Regions from separate parts of the Homo sapiens genome. Here region 2 is linked to region 1. A link is an interaction called in ENCODE POLR2A ChIA-PET data of the cell type or tissue named here. Cell type or tissue: MCF 10A. All regions are shown on one strand. Each heading gives the region's core, and the rest is flanking DNA. Links, peaks and the distances in the headings are about the cores only. Region 1 has its middle 24 kb from the start of TNNT2. Region 2 overlaps PKP1 (plakophilin 1).

Region 1 (2,805 bases), core at 167-2,666:
GGGAAATAGCTGGGCTCAGGGATAGGTCTCAGGGCCAGGCTCTCTAATAGGCTCCTGTTGGGTATGGGGCAGGCTGGGGGTGCAGGGGAGACCAGGCTGGACCCCATGTTCCCACAGTGTAGCCACGGGCACTCACTTGCTTCTCTGGGCTTGGCTTCTCCTCTGAAAGTCCAGTCTGCCCTGTCATCCCTACCAGGAGGAAGACTAAGTGTGAATTTGGGGAAAATGCTGCTGATCTGGGTCAGCTCGTCTTCTCCCCCTGCACACATACCCTTCATGTGTTTCTCGCTCTGCGCCCCCCACGCAGGCACTGGGCCAGCTACTTTACATATGTTCTCTCCAGCCAACCATCCACAGTCCCCAGATCACACCGCATGTTGCAGATGAGGAAACTGAGGTACAGAGAGTTTAGGCAACATGCCAAGGGCCATTCAGTTAGTAAGTGGCAAAGCTGGGATTTGAACCCAGGTCTATGTGACGCCAGAGCCAGGATTCTTCCTAACATGTGGATCTTGTAGATTGAGGAGCATCCCAAATCTCCCCAGATTGCAGTGCTTGGGCCAGAATCAGAGCCTCCCGTGGGCTGACTTGGGGTGAGGGCACAGGGCAGGAGTCCAGGAGCTTGACCCTCTCTGCTGCCCTCCAGCTGCCCACCTGGGACCTGACAGGAGGAGATGTGCTATGTCTAGCACATGGAGGCGGCCTCTGGAGGGAACAGTAGAGGTGGGGTTGAGTGGGGCTCTACCCAGGGTGCAAGAGAATCATTGGCCAGCCTCCTCCTTCTTGGGAGTAATTATACCCCATACCTGTGTCCCAGAGTAGTTGGGGGGATCTGTGGGTCATGGAAGCACCTGTCATTACCTTGTCTGTGGGTTACCCCTCGACTCTGCAAAGATAGTGAGTAAACCTCAGGGTGGGCAGAATCCTGGGTCTAGATGCCAGCAGGGCCTATCTGGCTGTTGTTGGGGGTGGCAGAGGTGCTTTAGGGACCCTCTGCAGTCTACCTCCAGCCTTACTTTTCAGCCAAATGGAGCTAGCTACTTTTGTTTCTCCAGCATGTCCTATGCTCTCCCACCTCTGCATGGCTTTTTCTTGCCCTTCTTTCTGTCTCTGCCTATCCAACTGCCCTCCGCCTTCCTCAGGGCCTCGATGAAGTCCCTGTTTCTCCAAGAAGCCTTTGGGACTCCCTCCTGAGCACCTGGGGCTTCCTGAGCACCAGCGATGCCTCTGGTGATGCCTTAAGAGCCGCACATTGAAGGCCCATTCACTCTGGGCCTCCTGTGGTTCACAGAAACCAGGACTGGGTGCCCAGCCCAGACCTCCCTGCCTGGCACTGTTCCCAGGGCTTCAGCCCCACCCACCTGCTCATCCCAGGTTCTCAGCTCCCACCCCAGCATCTACAGGAATTTAAATTGCTCTCAAATGAAGACTCAGGAGAAAAATGTTTCCATACTTGTGCAGAGCGCCCTGACCTGGGGCGGGGGTTGGGGGAAGTAGCCCCAGCTCCGCCCTGTGGCCCTGCCCTCAGTGCTGGCCTTGGCCACACTGGCCACACCTGCAGCACGCCCCAATCCCAAAGCAGTTTTCCCCGTAAAGCCAGGCCTGAGCAATGCAAACCTGAAGAAGCCTGGGGCTAGGCTGGGGCTGCTCTTCAGGAACGCAGTGGGCGGGGTGGGAGAGGTGGTGTGATTCCCAGGCTGAGAGGTGCTGAGATTGTGCTGGGTTTGCTAAATGTGGGACAGGGAGACCTGTTTAGGATGAGCTGCCTCACCCCGTCCTCTCCCCACCCATCCGTACCCTGCCAATTCCCAGAAGATGATGCCAGCTAGGAATGCAGGTTGATGAAGATAAAGGCAGAAGGTCACTTCACTTCTACCTGGGGGCAATAGACAAAGCAGTGTTTCCCTCTGAACTTCACACAGAGACTCCTCTGGCCCCACATCTCCCACCTGTTCAGGCCCAGGTGATGTGGTGAGCAGTGGTTTCTGCTGGGAGACACTTGGCATAATTTGTAAGCCAGCTACATGATAATACTAACAAATGATATTTGCCTCCATATATTAGGCACCTATCGTGTGCCATATACTATGTTACGTAATTTATGTCCACTCTCTAATTACAGTAACATGCAAAATTAGGTCCTATATAATAACTCCATTTTATACACAAGGAAACTGAGGCTCAGAGAAGTTAGGTGACTCATCCAAGGTCATACAGGGCAGGATCCTGATTACTGTATTTTTATTACAATGTTAAAATTATTTGAATGGTACACTTCCTACCAAATCAAGTCAGGCATCTGATAGAAACAAAGAAAAGCATATTTTCAAGAAGTCCCTTCTGTATTTTAGCCAACAAATATTTGAATAATTTCTGATTATATAATGCAAAGTACGAGTGCATCGATCCTTATCATAGAAAAACTTGTGTGAAATAATGTTCAAATTTGTCTATTGCAAAAATTTGATCACTCACCTGGGAAATCTGGAATTAGGAATGTAAGATCTTACCACTGCCTCTTGCTCATATAAAGTGGCTTGTGAATTCACCTAGCCCTCATCCCACTCAGTTGCGGTTGGTGGTTTCCTCATCTCTCCCCTACATCTAGCCTGGGCACTTCCTGGGACCTGGGGTCCTGGGTTGTTCATCCGTAGATCCCAGTGGCCTCCATGCATGGGAATGAATACAGGAGAAAAATCATTCTCAAATTAGATGATCTTGTTTAAGGTTTGATCTTTTAAATATCAAATATCAGAGAGGGAAAATATGGCAAACTAATCACATTAGAGTTGCATTGTCTTTCAC
Region 2 (2,805 bases), core at 208-2,707, 54 kb after region 1:
TTGTTGATTAGTGAAGCTAAAGGAAGGAGAACTGGCTTCTGTTGTCTCTGGGGAGAGTGGAGTTCCTTCCTGCAGACATCCTGAGAAGGATCCGCTGCTGATCGCATCCTGGGCTGCCAAAGCTTGGTGCTCCCCACTTGCTAAGCAGCTGCCACACTGAGTCCCTTAGCAGTGACAAGTCTCCCTGCACATCCTGACCAAATTGCCCTGGCCTTCCCTCTCCATTCCTCTACAAGGGTCCACACTATCAGGACAGTGACTGGTGGGAGTCTGCCCTCTCCTGGGTCTGGTGCTCCTCCCTGGGGCAGGAGGATGGAGGGGCCAGCGTGCTCACTCGGCCCTGAGGAGCATTGTTGTGGGTTTGTGATGAAGGCCTGGGAGGCTTAGGAGACCTCAGGAGCTGGCAACATGGAACCAGTTGCCCTCCTTGCAGGGGATGCCTATGCTTTGTGAACAGTCAGCAAGGTACTCTCAGACCACAGTCCAGACCTAGGGGCATTCCTGCTCTGCCCTCCATCCTGTCTGCTAAGGGCAGCCCTCTCTCCTTGCACACTCAGTTCAAAGCTCAGCTCCTCCAGGAGCCGATCCCGACTTCCTGCACCTGGAGCTTGCCCTTGGAGGACACCACTTGCATTTGTTCACTGGAACCGTGTCCTCCTCCCTTTGCAAGCCCATGCTGCTGACATGGGGCCATTCTCTGACTTCTCTCCCCAAAAGAGGGACACAGAAGCCAGACGTCAGAGTTACAAGGAGGTGGTCTGAGCCACCATCTAGTCTTGCTGATGATAAGCCTGAGGCCCAGCAGAAGAGGAGTCCCCAACACAGTCACGGGAAACCAGCCCTCAGACCAATGTTTGTTCCTTTTCTCCACATTCTCTCTGGGCTCTAAAGGGGCCTCCCTGGCTTACCCAGTCCTCAGCCAGGAGGCAGAGCCTCAACTCACCTGCCATGGAGGGGAGAGCAAGCCCAGAAAGGAAGCTCCCCGAGCTCAGCCCAACCCTAAGGGCAACAGAAGCTTCTTAGGGGAAGCAGAGCCACTCTGATGGACTGTGGCTTAGAAAGGAGGGCCCCTCCCAAGGAGTACCCAGACACCAGTGTTTGCCATAGGCTTCTCCTTCAGTTTAATACAGGGAGTGTCCCAGTGGCAGCAGTTTGTCTGTGAAAGCACACGGCATGCTCCTTCCACAGGGAGGGGTGCCCCTGGAGCCGGCCCGCCCGCTCCCGCTCACTTGCCTCCATTTTCTCTCAGAGGCACATTCTGTCCCTTGGCAAGTAGGATCATTGCCTCTTCTTGTTGGGGTGAGAGCCTGGGGCCCTTGTAGGACTCTCCTATCTCCCAGGGCTGGGTGGGGGTGAGTCATGAGTTGGCAGCGGGGACACTGAGTTGGCAAACACATCAATTGCTCCCTCTTGGAGCAGGATCCATGCCTGCCTGGGAGTAGGAGGCTGTGGTCTACTATCAGTCCCTCACCTGGACTTTTCAAGAAAAGACGAGAGGCCCGGCAGGCACTGCCGAAGGAACCCAGCTCATACACCTAGAAAGTGGCATTTGGAGCTGAGACACATGGTTTGGAAAGAGGGAGTTGGGTCTGTTTTAAGTTAGGGTAGTTACTCAGCAGAGCTACTTGTTGTGCATCAGTTTCCCTGTCTGTGAAGCTAAAGTAAATGAAGTCCTACCATCTTTTCATCCTGTTGCAAGGGCTAACTAACTGCTGTTTTCCTGGTGCCTGGAGTGCTCAGATGAAAGCAAAGAGGAAATTAAGAAGCTTTTATCCATCTGTAGGCTTGAAGCAAAAATCTGGGCTGGAGGAATTAACACTACCTCTGACCCTGGAGGGACCAGCACACAGACTTTAGCTCCCTGTAGCTACTCAGAGTCAGCTCTCAAGCCACATGCAACCCTAAGTGAGTCCTTGGCTGTGCTTTAGTCCAATTGCCTTGCTCCATAATTGAGAAAGCCAGGGTCTAGAGAGGTGAAGTCCACTCCAGATCCCTCAGTTTGTAGCAGCCCAGCTGAGACTGGAATCCACGCCTCCCACTGCTGATCTGGTATGTCACATCCATAAACTTCATACTGCTCTTTGAGACAGGAATTTTCATCCATTTCAGAGATAAGCAAGCTGAGGTTCAGCTAGATTAAGAACTTGACTAGAGTCACACAGCTAGTTAAGGAGCAGACTTGACTAAGAGTCACATGGCTAGTGAAGTTCCTGGCCAAAGTCCAGGGCTTATTCCTCCACTCCGGGCTGTCTCTGGGCATGGCCTCTGTTGACTGCGGATTGGTAAGGACAGTCTGTTTCTGCTGCTGCTAGGGTAGGAGTCCTACCGTGTTTCTCCCCGGCAGCCCCTCTGCAGTACCTGGCCCATGGCTCTGCCCTTGTGGACACTCGATTAGCATGGCTGTGACTGAGGGTGAACCACCAACCTGGGGAGCACTGTGCTTGGCTTTCCCATCCCCTGCTGGAGTGTGATGCAACCCCAGTCCTCTCATCTGTAACAGAGGCTTCATCCACATTTCTTCAGGTCTAGGGTGGCCAAGATCAGTTCTCCTTAGGGTAAGGGCCCCTAGCACATTGTCCACAAGACTCTGTCACAATGGGATCGTCAAATACAGACATATCAGTTAGGCAAGTACAACTGAGAAGAAGCTGGAAGAAAGATTTGCTAGTAAGTCCTGCGTTAAAGAGGAGAAATGGGGTCAATGAATAGGACAATGCCAAGACAAAGACAGAATTCTCCCTTGTTATATTCTGGGAGTTCTCACTCTTAGGCATGCCAGGCTGGATTTAACTGAGTGATTCAATG

The links. Peaks named below come from ENCODE experiments on the same cell type or tissue, not always from the same donor. Only the 100,000 strongest peaks of a DNase experiment are listed, where the experiment ranks them.
Region 2: POLR2A ChIA-PET joins it to region 1 with 56 read pairs; 5 of 35 experiments call an interaction of 5 or more read pairs at or near these places.

Annotation. Positions count from the first base shown.
Region 1 is chr1:201,352,193-201,354,997 of GRCh38, reverse strand. No RefSeq gene overlaps it. Among named protein-coding and RNA genes, the nearest start is that of TNNT2, 24 kb to the left of the region's middle. RefSeq lists an enhancer at 935-1,474. In MCF 10A, for the core only: no CTCF peak of the experiment used is centred there; a DNase peak (open chromatin) is centred at 1,627.
Region 2 is chr1:201,298,611-201,301,415 of GRCh38, reverse strand. The region is part of intron 2 of PKP1 (plakophilin 1); the gene reads right to left. Among named protein-coding and RNA genes, the nearest start is that of PKP1, 17 kb to the right of the region's middle. In MCF 10A, for the core only: no CTCF peak of the experiment used is centred there; DNase peaks (open chromatin) are centred at 1,355 and 2,205.